2 separate regions of the Homo sapiens genome follow, and region 2 is linked to region 1. Evidence: read pairs that join two places in POLR2A ChIA-PET (ENCODE). Cell type or tissue: Panc1. All regions are shown on one strand. Links, peaks and the distances in the headings refer to the core of each region. The heading gives the core; the rest is flanking DNA. Region 1 overlaps DLEU1 (deleted in lymphocytic leukemia 1). Region 2 has its middle 130 kb from the start of DLEU1-AS1.

Region 1 (6,867 bases), core at 1,590-5,589:
GGCAGTGTCCCAGTAGGGACTTTGTGTAGGGGACTCAAACCCCACATTTCCCTTCCGCACTGCCCTAGCAGAGGTTCTCCACGAGGACCCTGCCCCTGCAGCAAACTTCTGCCTGGGCATCCAGGCATTTCCATACATCTGAAATCTAGGCGGAGGTTCCCAAACCTCAATTCTTGACTTCTGTGCACCCACAGGCTCAACACCACATGGCAGCTGCCAAGGCTTGGGGCTTCCACCCTCTGAAGCTGCAGCCCGAGCTCTGTGTTGGCCTTTTTCAGCCAAGGCTGGAGCGGCTGGGACACAGGGCACCAAGTCCCTAGGCTGTATACAGCATGGGGACCCTGGGCCTGGCCCACAAAACCACTTTTTCCTCCTGGGCCCCCGGGCCTGTGATGGGAAGGGCTGCCATGAAGGTCTCTGACATGGCCTGGAGACATTTTCCCCATGGTCTAGGGGATTAACAGGTTACTTGCTACTTATGCAAATTTCTGCAGCCGCCTTAAATTTCACCTTAAAAAAAAAATTGGTTTTTCTTTTCTACTGCATTGTCAGGCTGCAAATTTTCTGAACTTTTATCCTCTGTTTCCCTTTTAAAACAGAATGCTTTTAACAGCACCCAAGTCACCTTTTGAATGCTTTGCTGCTTAGGAATTTCTTCCACCAGATACCTTAAATCATCTCTTTCAAGTTCAAAGCTCCACAGATCTCTAGGGCAGGAGTAAAATGCCACCAGTCTCTTCGCTAAAACATAGCAAGAGTCACCTTTGTTCCAGTTCCCAACAAGTTCCTCATCTCCATCTGAGACCACCGCACCATGGACCTTATTGTTCATACCACTATCAGCATTTTTGTCAAAACCATTCAACAAGTCTCCAGGAGGTTCCAAACTTCCCAACATTTTCTTGTCTTCTGAGCCCTCCAAACTATTCCAACCTCTGCCTGTTACCCAGTTCCAAAGTTGCTTCCACATTTTTGGGTATCTTTCCAGCAGCACCTCACTGTGCTGGTACCAATTTACTGTATTACAGACTAATACAGTTTTCACACTGCTGATAAAGACAGCCGAAACTGGGAACAAAAAGAGGTTTAATTGGGCTTACAGTTCCACGTGGCTGGGGAGGCCTCAGAATCATGGCAGGAGACAAAAGGCACTTCTTACATGGTGGCAGCAAGAGAAAAATGAGGAAGAAGCAAAAGTGGAAACCCCTGATAAACCCATCAGATCTCATGAGATTTATTCATGATCACAAGAATAGACCAGCCCCCATAATTCAATTACCTCCCCCCTGGGTCCCTCCAACAACACGTGGGAATTCTGGGAGTTACAATTCAAGTTGAGATTTGGGTGGGGACAGAGTCAAACCATATCAGTAAACATGACAAAGGCTTGTAGTCACAGCATGCAATTTCAGGCACTGTGATGAAGGCATCCAAAGGACACTTTTTAAGTCCTTCCTTAAATCTTTGGCCTGCTGAATACCACAGGGTAAAGTAGGGAGCTGTGACTCTGCTCTGCTCAGAAAACATGATTTAGTGGCACTGGAAGGTGATATATTTAATGTCATAAATGACTTTTCTTTCCCATCATCCATATGTCTAGACCACATATGTGACTCAGTATCCTCCTCCCAGCACCCATCTGCTGACTCTCTGGGTCCATGCAAATCACTGAATACCCCTCTTGCCCACCCAGGTCTGAACACCTAAGCAGAACTATTTACAGAGGTGCTTCCAAGAGGCCAGAAATGGCAATCTTATCCAAAATTTCTCCTTCCTGAAATATCACCATTCTAGTTTTATTATTTTATAATAAGTATTGATCTCTTCATTCCATTTATTTTAAAAATGTGAATGCTCTTAGAAAAAATAGTGTGGGAGTTTCTATTGCCTTCACGCAAATTTGTTTACTATGGGATTTACTTGTTTACCAGGAATTTCTAGAAAGAGAGGAGGAACAGGGCAATGTGACTTGAATGGGATCCTGAGAAAGTGGAGGCCCACAGAACATTCAGAGGCAGGTAGGAGACAGCAAGAGAAGGATTGCCACAGACAAAGCTCTCCAACTTCATGGCTTTGCCAAAAGGAACTCTGAAACTAGGTTTATTCTTGGCTCCTGAAGATATAATGCTCCCTGGGCAATTTTTCTTCTTTTGTTGTTGTTGTTGTTGTTTTGGGGTTTTTTGGATAAAAATATCCAAAGAAAATGAAATCGATGGCTCAAAAAAATATCTGCAATCATATGTTCAATGCAGCATTATTCAAAATACCCAAGATATGGGATTAACCTAAGCATCCATCAACAGATGAATGGATACAGATACATATATGCAATCGAATATTATTCTGCCATAAAAAAGAAGGAAATCCTGTCATTTGCAACAACATGGATGAACCTGGAAGACATTATGCTAAGTCAAATGAGCCAGACACAGAAAGACAAATACTGCATAACCCCAATTATATTTAGAATCTAAAAAAGTCAAACTCATAGAAACAGAGAGTAAAATGCTGGTTGCCAGGGCCAGGGGACTGGAGAAAGTGGGAGGATGTTGATCAAAAGGCACGAACTTTCAGTTTATAAGATGAACAAGGTCTGGGGATCTAATGTACAGCATGGGTGGTGATGAATGTGTTCATTAATTTGATTATGATAATCATTACAATGTATACTTATATCAAATCATCATGTTGTATAATTTTAATGTATTCACTCTTTATCTGTCCGTTAAATGCTTAAAAAGAAGCAAATAAGTGAACAAATATTTTTTAAAAGTTAATTTTTAATGTAAAATGAAACTCTGGCTTCCATGGGGGAAATGCATGAATAATTTTGAGTATGAAAATTTCCAGCTGCCTCTAACAATTAAACACTTAAAAAGAAACAAATAAATGAACAAATGTTTTTTTAAAAGTTCATTTTTACTGTAAAATGAAACTCTGGCTTCTACAAGGGAAATACATGAATAATTTTGGCAATGAAAATTTCCAGCTGCCTCTAAGAAATTTCTACCTGCATTACCATAAACTAAAATAAATAATCACTCCCAACACCTACCAATAAACATTCAGTTTTTCCATAAATCCACAATTTAGTCTAGGCCCTTGGAAACTTCTTTGATCCATTATTTTTCTTTTTCCTTCTTCTTTCCTTCGTTCCATATCTGATCTATCGCTGAAGACTGACTGTCCAAACCATCCAATTTGTTTTATTCCCTGTGATTCCATTCTTTTCATTTCACCCCTGGTTTACAGCTACCACCTCAAGATTGCATTTCCTGCCTCTGGTCCAGTGGTTCTCCACCTTAGCTTAGCCTGGGGAAATTGAAAAAATAAGGATATCTGAAAGCCACCCACAGAGATTCTGATTTAATTGGTCTGTGGTGCAGCCTGGGCATTAGGATTTGTTTGTTTTTAATTGTGGTAAAATACATATAACATAAAATTCACCATCTTAACCATTTTTAAGTGTACAGTTCGGTAGTGTTAAGTACACTCACACTGTTGTGCAATCTTCAGAACTCTTTTTATCTTGCAAAGCTGAAACTCCACATCCATTAAGCAATAACTCTCCATTTCCTCCTTCCCACAACCCCAAGCAATCACTGTTCCACTTTCTGTTTCTATGAATTTGACTACTCTAGGTACCTCATACAACTAGAATCCTACAGTTTTTATCTTTTTATGACTGGCTAATTCATTTAGCCTAATGTAGACATATGTATAGAATATGTACATACCATATTTTATCCACTCATCTGTCAATGAACATTTGGGTTGGGTTGCAATCAACATTCTTGGCTATTGTGAATAATGCTACTGTGAACATGACTATGTAAATATCTCTTCAAGACCCTGCTTTCAATTCTTTGGGGTATATACTCAGAGTGGATCGCTGCCTTTGGCCTTTCAAATGCCCATAAAAGGCAGCCATAATTTGCTCTGCTGTAGACAAATGACACATCAGGAATGACTTGAGAATATTCCACCTGGCCTCACTCCAGGATTTCTTTCATCTAAAGGGGATGAGCTTTCTCTTCCCCAAGGCTTTTTGAGTCTGGCATCACCCTTTCTTAAGTGTGGACAGTGTGCACAGCTACACACTGTTCCAATGCAATGGGAGCAGGGCTTGAGCTGAGACATAGATGTATCTTCACCAATGGAAAACACGGAGAAGGTAAGGACAGATCAGAAGAGGTGGCAAGCAAAACCCTGGCACTCTGGGTTGGAGGGAGAGTTCCTACATCAAGAATTTAAGGGCTTCAGAGCCCCTGAGCACTGAACAGATTATTATGTCCATTCCTCATTGATAATTAAAATTGCAAGCAGTTTTAAGGTTTAGACTGTAAAACGGGTAAAATGAAATCTTACCAAGTTTTGGTTTTCCCTATGATATATATCAATTTTGATGCTTTTATATACATACACATACACACATGAACATACACAAAAACATACAAGCATGTGTATTAACTATATATATATATATATATATAATGTTAAAACTTTTTCATGCCATTGTTTCCTTATTTGAGAGCCTCCTCTCTTGCCAGTGCCCACAGCCATTTTGACTTTGTCCCCTGGGTCACTCAATACTGTCTGTCCCTCTGATGAGGACAAGGATTAAAACCTAGTGGTTCAGGATCCAGACCCAACTCAAAGAAGCCTGAAGGACATTTTCCGGCCCTACACATACTCGACAGGGTCTAAGAATGAGACATTATGACATAGTCTTAATACTTTAAGTACTAAGTTCAGGGTACTCTCCCAGACATCACACCACAGGATCCCGACATGAGGAGACACTTAGACAAGGAAACTGAAATCCAGTCTAAAGTCACATGGCGGCTGGGCGCTCTGGCTTGCGCCTGTAATCCCAGCACTTTGGGAGGCTGAGGCAGGCAGATTGCTTGAGATCAGGAGTTCAAAACCAGCCTGGCCAACATAGTGAAACCCCGTTTCTACTAGAAATACAAAAATTAGCTGGTCGCGTTGGCGCATGCCTGTAATCCTAGCTACTTAGGAAGCTGAGGCAGGAGAATTGCTTGAACCCAGGAGGTGGAGGTTGCAGTGAGTTGAGATCACGCCACTGCACTCCAGCCTAGGTGACAGAGCAAGACCCTGTCTCAAAAATAAAATAAAATAAAATAGAGTCACATGGCAAATTAGTGTTGCAGCCTGGTGTCCTGCCTCAGACAACTGCTCTGGACCACTGGGCTGGTGGCTCAGATCCCCCGCCCCGGCTCTCCCATCTGCCTTTGAACAGCAGGGTTCAGTCTGCCCAGCCGCCAGCCAACTGCGCCTCAGTAATCTAAGCCCTACAGGAAATAGGAGCCTCAACCCCCCTTCTCACGACACTTGTAATCCAGAGGAGTAGAGAGGATGGACATAATGAAAAGAGACAGGAACACAAATTGTTTTAAATACATAATCATACACAAAACCAGTTGCAGCTGGTACATAGGGCAGTAGGGCTGCTGCAGGGGCAGGTGGAGCTGGTCAGAAAGAGGCAGGCTCTAAGTGGAAGGGGGCGGGGGAACATGGCTCAGAGAAAGGCATGCTACCCTCCCTTTGAGCAAGAAAAACAACTGTCATCTAGAAAAGTTCCAAATCCCGAGAAATACAACATGGAGAAAAGAGGTCTGTGGATCAGGAAGGGGGCATCTTCCCAGGACACATGATGGTAGTCTAGGCAAAGGTTGGCAATTGCTAAATGTCACAAACTCATCAGTGGGCTTTTAGATTTCTATCTAGAGGCAACCAGAAGCCATGGAGACAGTGGCTTTTCTGTAGGGGTACACTGGGTCATAGTTCCCCTATGAGCCCTAAGAACTGGCCCACTTTGAGGGTGGCCTGTAGTGAGGCCAATATTTAAATAGATTCTTCAGTGTAATAAATAATAGGGTAATGATAGGGTCTAAAAGCATCAAAATAATCTTATACAAAAGGGAAACATTTTTAAAATTAACCTAAAATCTAAATAGGGTAGGAAAGCAGGTTACCTCAAACATATCCTTTCCTGGCTTTGAACTCTCCACACACATTCAAGTCAGCAAGACCTAGAGAGACGAGGCATCTCGACAGAGGGAACAGAAGATTCGAGTCTGCTCCTGATTGTCAGACCAGGTCAAGTTCTCCAAGGGGACTCCTCGCTTCTAAATATTCCTCCCACTTGTGGCTGTTTGCTCTCTTGTTCCTGGATGGTAAATTCTTCCAGGGTAAGAACCTGTCTGTCTTATTCTTAGTCAAATGCCGCCCCCCGCCCCCACCTACCCACCCACCCACCAGCAGTTTCCACAGGCCCGGCACATCCTAAGTGCTCCATAATTATTTGTTAATTGATTTTCTGAATTGCTGAGCGAGTCACATTCCCTCTTTGAACCTCAGTTTCTTTATTTATCATCTTGAAAGTCTGAGCTATATCTGATAGTCCAAGAATTTAACTCACTATGTTTGTGGCTAGCATTTCCCCAAAGGCAATGGGCTGAGATGAGGCACGCCCAAGACTGGAGAGAGCCAGAGGCCCTACTGCAGCCTCCACCATGTGTCACAGTCCCCAACACCAATCTCAAGGGTAAACCTCAGGGAGATGCAGGGGACACACGAGAGGCCAGGAACCAATGGGGAAAGACTCAATTGCAAGTTAGGAGACCTAGATCTAGCCCTGGTTCTGTTACTCCTATCTGTGACCCCGAGAAAGTCACTGTAGGCCTCGTATTTCCTAATCCATAAAATGACTGGGTAAGTCCCAATGAAATTTCCCTCCAGATCTCAGATCTTTTTTGTTTTATTTCTCTTCAGACCCAAAGTTGTTCTGTCAGAGCCCTGCCAGCCATAAAAGAGACTTGAGCCTGCTGTTATTGTTAATAT
Region 2 (6,867 bases), core at 898-4,897, 420 kb before region 1:
GGAGCACACTAGGCCAACACCATGCCGAGGAGTCTGGCTTTTCTGCATTCTAATAGTCAACAGTTAGAAAAGCGATGTTCTCCACATCAGTCAGCAATATGACATCAGAAGTTGAACAACTCTATTGTGTGAGAGCCTAATTTCTTGGGACAATTTAGGATGAAGTTACGAAGAAATGGGTTAAACTCATTGCTTCATATGTTTTGTTTTTACATTTGACAGTGGGAAAGAAAGAAGAATGATAGTGCCTCCCTGCCCCACAAATAAATGAACCATGTAACACTCTGTGTGGAAGTAAGCCGGGGCAAGGAACTTGGGAACACCCGGGCCTAACATAGGGCAGTTATAGACGTCCCTTTTGAAAGGCAAATTGGAACAACTTAAGAAGAAGGTAGCAGCAACACACAAACTTCTAAAACTCTGAACTCACCAGCTGGAGAAAGGGATTGTGCTGGGAGAACTTAAGAGTCACTGGAGGGTTATTTAGTTTTCCAAGTGAGTAGCAAAACTGTGCTAATGAGGTCTTTAACACCTGTACTCCAACCAGCAGCTGAGTCTAAGCAGAACCAGGTGGGGGTGTGCCAAAAGCTTGGAGGTGGCTGGAGGGAGCTCAGAAACAGAAAGAGAAATCGCTCTTCCTGGTTGGTAGGATACAAATGACATTTGTTAGCCTTTTTATGCTGTTCTCTCCTTTCCACATTTGCACATATGAGTGTATATTTACTTATAAAATCGGGAAAAAAAATGTTATTTTGAAAAACAAAAGATTGCATTCAGTTTACTTTTCCCAGATATTCATTCTTTGGTCACTTGTTTTTTATCTCTGAGCAAAATTTAATTGGGTCAGGCACTAGAGGCAGCTGTGATTCTGTCAATTGCCACCTCCAGAAAGAGTATTCTCACAGATGGCAGAGACGGAGAGATGGGAGGAGAGAGGAGAAAAGATCTCTCCAGGCCCAGCCGCCTTGGCATGCTCTGGCCTTGCTTTCCTTACGTTTCCTTTCCTTCGAGAATTAAGTAAGTCTTTCTATAGCCCTTCTCCCTCAAAATACGTCCTGGCAATTACTTGGTCCTCTTCCCCCATCAGGTTCTGGCGGAGCAAATCATGATGACTAGATAGATGAGAAATGAGATAATGTACTAATCTAGGTAAGTAGCTGAAAACTAGAAAAGGCAAGACTTCAGGTAAACCTGGTAGGAGATGACTTAGAACCTAGGCAAATGTGAGACTTCATATCTTGAATCTAAATTTTGAATTCTTTATGGGGAGGTGTACTATGGAAAGGAGAGAAACTATGTCTGCATCTGTAGGGCTCCTGGGCACAGGTAGAACAACAGGTAGTTTGCCCTGCTCCCTGCAATTGTGGTTCCATAAATTTCTCTGACCAATCAGATTAGCGACTCTGTATTAGAGGGGATGAAGGGAGTCCCCACCTGGGGGAGAGAGTTCCTTTATGGGCTGGGGAATAAAAGTTGGACATGAAGGACAGAGGTCAAGGATGTTTTTCCTTGTCTTCTCTTTCTGACAAAGACTCCAACCCATTTTAGAGTCCCCCATGACTGGATTCTTCAGCCCAAGTGGTTCAATTTTTTCCTGAACAAAATCTTCATTTCAATAAAAATGTAAATGTCACAAATTGTACCCTTATAACAAACATAAAGCTAGAATTTACCACAGCCCCTTCAGCTCCAAATCTAGCTTCTATAGAGTTATCTGCAATAAACTGTATTCTACCTACCATTTTTTGAGAATAGGAAAGGTACTCTTATGCTATGACTGTATTTGGGAAGAGCTGTGCATTATGAGCAAGACAAAAGCCCAGAATTAGGATGGTCAAATTAAGTGTAACAGGTTATCATTGTTTGAATAACTGGAATTTTAATCAGGACTCCTAGGTGCTACAGTAATTAATAGCTCATGATTAAGTTTCTGTTGGCAATTAATGTTAGCTTTTAAATCAGTGTATGTTACCTACATTATGCATTACATTTACATTTTTAAAGCAATAAAATATTTATGTTTATTGCACAATGTTCTTATGAATGTTTACAAGCATCCCAATTAATTATAAAGCAGTGCTATGGCAAATAGTTTTTGTGAAAACATTAATATTTAGATACTTGTCTCATAGTATAAGTTTGCAATGCCTGTCTTGTCTAATGTTTGCACATTGTGTTTGATAGAAAAACAGGTCTAAGTAAAGGCAGTATCTCAAGTAGCCTCATGAACAGAGGCAGCTTACACCTTCAATTGAATTGAATCAATGAACTCACAGGAAACATTCATTAGTTGGAACTGAAAACAATTTTTTTCTAATTATTTTTGGGATTTGGTTCATGAAGATATTTTTGGGAATTGACAAGAAAGCAAATTTATATACAAATATATGTCCTTTCTTTAACTGAAAGAAGTAGGGATGTTCTAAGTGCTTATTAAAAACAAAAAAGCAATAAAAAGATATTCTGCTTCTTCTACTCTGACCTAATTAATTTTAGCTATGTTTTGAGATTGGGCCATCAAAGTAATTATGATATTGAGATAATTTAAATCAAAACTACAATAAAAAGTCTGTTGGGGACAAAATGAACTTGGTCTCTAATGATGTCTATGATGTATATATTGCTTTAGGCCTTTAAAATATTCTTTCATGCCCTAAGGTGTATTTTCTTTTTCTTTTTCTGATGCTGAAGAAACTAACACAGAGCAGTAGTGTCCCACAGCAAATTAGTGGCAGAACGCAGGGTAGACCCAGGGCAGTACACCCTTTACTCTCAGACTCCATACAGCTCTCTTGTAGTATGCTGCTAATTTGCAAATTCTTTGGCGTCACAGAAATCTTTTTTTCAATGAAATTGCATGAGGAAGCCTAATATTTAAAACACACTGGAGCTGCTTGATAATTCCAAGCCAATTTCAATGCTTCCTTCAATTTTCAAAATACCTGCCAAATGGCAAGAGTTTCCAAGCAAACCGATTTTTCCCTACTTCATCTCCAAAAGAAATGGAACTCAAAGATCTTCTAAAAGATGCTTCCACTGCTACGGGCTCCATCACTGCTGATGGGCAGTGTCATCACCCAGGCAGGTTAACACCCAGGGACCTCACACACTTCAGCAGAACCAGAAGATGGGAAGTTCAAATTGTTGTTAGTGAACAGGTAATACTGGGATCAACGGCCTGATGCAGCCCCTATCATCAGTATTCCATCTGGGAATGCCCAAGCACTCTCCAGATATTAGCCTTGCATTCTGGACCATGCAGAAAAATACGAAAAGGGAGACTTGCTGAATCTTCAAGATTCCTAACCTTAACCACTGGATAAGTTAACACATCCTTTCTTAATCTGCCTGTAAGAAGAGGAGGAAAGAAGTTAACCTCATATATTTGAGTGTCTGCTGTACGCAAGGCATCAAGTCTCAACTTGATGATTTCCCTATTTCATTTGACGTTATGAGATGAGGAGTTTTGTTCTCACTTAACAAATGAGGAAATAAGACTTATGAAATATTGGCTTCATACCTTACCAAGATGACTCTGTTACGAGTTGGGATTTGAATCTAGACTAGTCAAATTCCAAAATCCATGTTCCTTCTGCCATTCCTCTGAGCCTTTTACCACTGGTGCCTCTCCTAATCACCAGAAATAAGGCTATTGAGCACGGGTTTTATAACATAAGGTACCTTTTTTATTGTAAAAGCCAGATACCCTTAGTAGACTATATGCACTTTGAGGAGTTCAGATCGTGGTAGACTTTGCTTCAACAAGTGTCTAGTATAGAGAAGGGAATTACTTAGTTTCATCCCCTCTTTTCTAAAGGATAATACTGCCTGCCATTATAATCTGTATTTATAATTACATGCTATACCATGTACCTGCTTGAAAGATATTAATGGACACTAACAATCAAGTTTTCAAAACCTCTTTCCATTTTATTACAGGATAGTTTGTTCTGATAAGACATATGGGCCTGTTCATTTGAGTTTCTTTTGATTAGGAAAAAGAGTTACTCAAATCAAGGACACAGCTATCATTCATATACAGGGAGATTCCTTGACAGGAGAGGAATACAGATTTATAAATATACTAATTGACTTCCCTGTTCTTGAGTTTTCATAACTATGGATGATCCTTTGCATCCGGCCACCCAGAAAACATATCAGAGCTATAATTTCTGAATGTGCTAATGATGAATGTCTCCTCACTGAGTAGCTCTTGCTGGAAGAGTTCCTGAAGGTGCATATCATTTGATCTCTCAATAGCCAGTGCAGTTACCCATACCTAGAAAAAAAGTTTTATTACTTTCAATTTTTAAATAATCTAGACTTTGCTCCATTCTCTGTAGTAACAGTAATATTAGGAGATAGGAGAATGGTCATTTTGCCAATTTCTTAGAAATGCAATTGATTTTTCTCAAAAACTTTACATTGCATTTGGTGTTAGATGACAATATTTAGAGCACTGATATCAAATAATGAGCCTGGAAAATATCTATACACCTATACACCTATACACACAGTTGTTTGAATAAAATGAAATAATTCGTGTTTTCCTGAAAGTGGAGTTTCTCTGGTCGGGAGAGGGATGCTGAAGTTGCCCCAGTCAACCTTTTCTTGCCCCCCTTCTCCTCTCTTCCCCATCTCCACTTCTTGTCCCCAAAGGGGACTCTGCAAAACCAGGTTTGGAAGCCCTTGTCCCAGACCTCCCCATGACTTATTTTTCTTGAAGACACTTCATGGACAATGAAATCATTTTTCTTTTCCCTTTGTTCAAATAGACACATAGCTTTGCTGTACCAAAGCAGCCCCCTGCCCCCCACCCCACACTCCATGTTCCAGAATAGTTTCCATTCAAGGAGCCTGAATTCTGTAGGTGGCCCCAGAAGCCAGGGGAGGGGAGAGGAGTAAAGCTGGAATATCAGCAGATTTTTAATCTTTCAAGACCCCCTTTTTTGTTGCTACAATATTTTCTTTTCTTCTTAAGGAAAATAATTCTTTAGTGAATAATTTTGGTCAATTTAAAAATAATTCTCAATATTACAAAAGAATTTGTGCTTATTGTAACTTAGTACAAATAAAGAATATGCCCACAAATTAAAATTTGGGTTTTAAAAACTTGCAAAAGTCTAGCTATTTTGGAGATATATAGAAGAAGCTGCAACTCCTTGTGGTCAAATATTGCTAATTAGAAGGTTCTGTGATGTTTCAGAAATATGAAAACTCTTATGCTTTGAAGACCATTGGCAGCAGAATAAATTAAAAAAAAACAGACAAAAACAAAACCTGGTAGGGTGGGAGTGGTGGGTGTCTACCTACACAAGGGCAGCCTGAGGCAAGAGGATCTAGCTCAAAAAATATGAAAGCTGAGAGCAGTTTTCCAGATTCTGCAACAATCTTCCCTGCATATTCCCTCCCGCAGCTCCCATCCTCCCTGGAAGCCTGCTGGGACCTGAAACCGTCCAGAGGGAAGGCTACCCCTGCCTAGCTCACTCTGGATGAGAGGGGACAGGGAAATGCCTCCATGGTCCCCATCCCATACTCTTACAATAACAGGTTGCACCAGCAGATCTCAGGAAGTGGAGGGAGTTTGGAACGAGTAAGTTATCACTACAAACAGTTAGAGTATACCAAAGTTTTTAGGTAACATATATAAAAACTCTGAGTGTAGATTCCAATAAGAGGACATCCCTATGATAACAGCTCTTTTGTTCACTAGCATTCTAATTCACTTTCCTGAGCAGGGGAGAAAGTGGTGGGCTTTCAGCTAGCACCTGCAGAATCAGACTTCACTCATGGTCTATTTTATTCATGCAGCAGCCTGCAGTCTTGGCCCGCAGGACTAAGTCACCCGGGGGCACCCCCCACCACATAAGGTTGAGAACTGCAAGGTGATGAGACACCCAGCTGCTGCCCTCTCTGCACACAGGGACTCTGCACTCTCTGAGGTTTTGCTCCCTCCACTTCCAGAGGCCACAAAGTGTTCACTAAGAAGTAGCAAAACCCGGAGAAAACTTGACCCTTTAACCCCATCATTGAATTCCCCTAGAGAATTTTAGTGGAAATTTAATAAGATTAAGCTGAGGTTCCAAAGGAAATTAGAGGTGTCCACATTCCCAAATGAGAATGTATATACCGCTTTGGGCAGCTCCTTGGCTCTGTTCCTGATCTATTTTTCTACTATTTTCATAATGGGAATAGTTCAACTTATTTGAATAAAGAAATTGTAGTATTTTATTTCTCTACTAGAGTATACATATTTAAAGTGTCTTACGGCCACTTTTTTTATAAAGCAAGTAATTGTGTTGTACATTGCCTTAACTATGAATTTGGTATTTCATGTATTTTATCAGCTTAAAGTAGGGTGTCTCTATGTTGTAATCCAGCCCATGAAATCTATGGTCTATTGAACATTTCATAAGAAATAAAATATTTGTGTCTTTTATTCAATGAGATGAGTGTGTCAGTGTCTTATATAAACACAGATTCTGAGAAAAGGATGAGGCTGAACAATAGAGATCTGAACTCCTACCCTGGCCTTTGTTCTGTGGCATAGGAGTGGCTGGGGGAAGTTCTCACGGGGGTAGATTCAGAGAGCTTTCTTCAGTAGCGTGCCTGCAGCTCAGATGTAAATCAATTTTAGGATAGAATCCTGCTTTTATTCTACAAAGACAGCTTTATCTCTGCACCAGTGCAGCTGTTTCCCTATGGTGGTCATGAAGGCTTCACAAAACACATGTGGAAGTCACCAGCTTGAATTTTGTCCTTCAGGGTGCAGTTCAGTCCTCTCAAGGCTTCTGAGCCCTGGGATGCACTCCTCAGGCAGGAAGGTCCATCACGAGGTAGTTTATTTAGTTAAGGGATCATGAGTCA

What was found. Peaks named below come from ENCODE experiments on the same cell type or tissue, not always from the same donor. Only the 100,000 strongest peaks of a DNase experiment are listed, where the experiment ranks them.
Region 2: POLR2A ChIA-PET joins it to region 1 with 5 read pairs; 3 of 35 experiments call an interaction of 5 or more read pairs at or near these places.

What each region holds. Positions count from the first base shown.
Region 1 is chr13:50,227,231-50,234,097 of GRCh38, reverse strand. The region is part of intron 2 of DLEU1 (deleted in lymphocytic leukemia 1); the gene reads right to left. LOC124900337 (a long non-coding RNA gene) reads right to left here. Exons shown (of 2, transcript XR_007063796.1): 2 at 1-6,193. Among named protein-coding and RNA genes, the nearest start is that of DLEU2, 110 kb to the right of the region's middle. In Panc1, for the core only: no CTCF peak of the experiment used is centred there; no DNase peak of the experiment used is centred there; H3K27ac peaks cover 3,262 bases.
Region 2 is chr13:50,651,123-50,657,989 of GRCh38, reverse strand. No RefSeq gene overlaps it. Among named protein-coding and RNA genes, the nearest start is that of DLEU1-AS1, 130 kb to the right of the region's middle. In Panc1, for the core only: no CTCF peak of the experiment used is centred there; no DNase peak of the experiment used is centred there.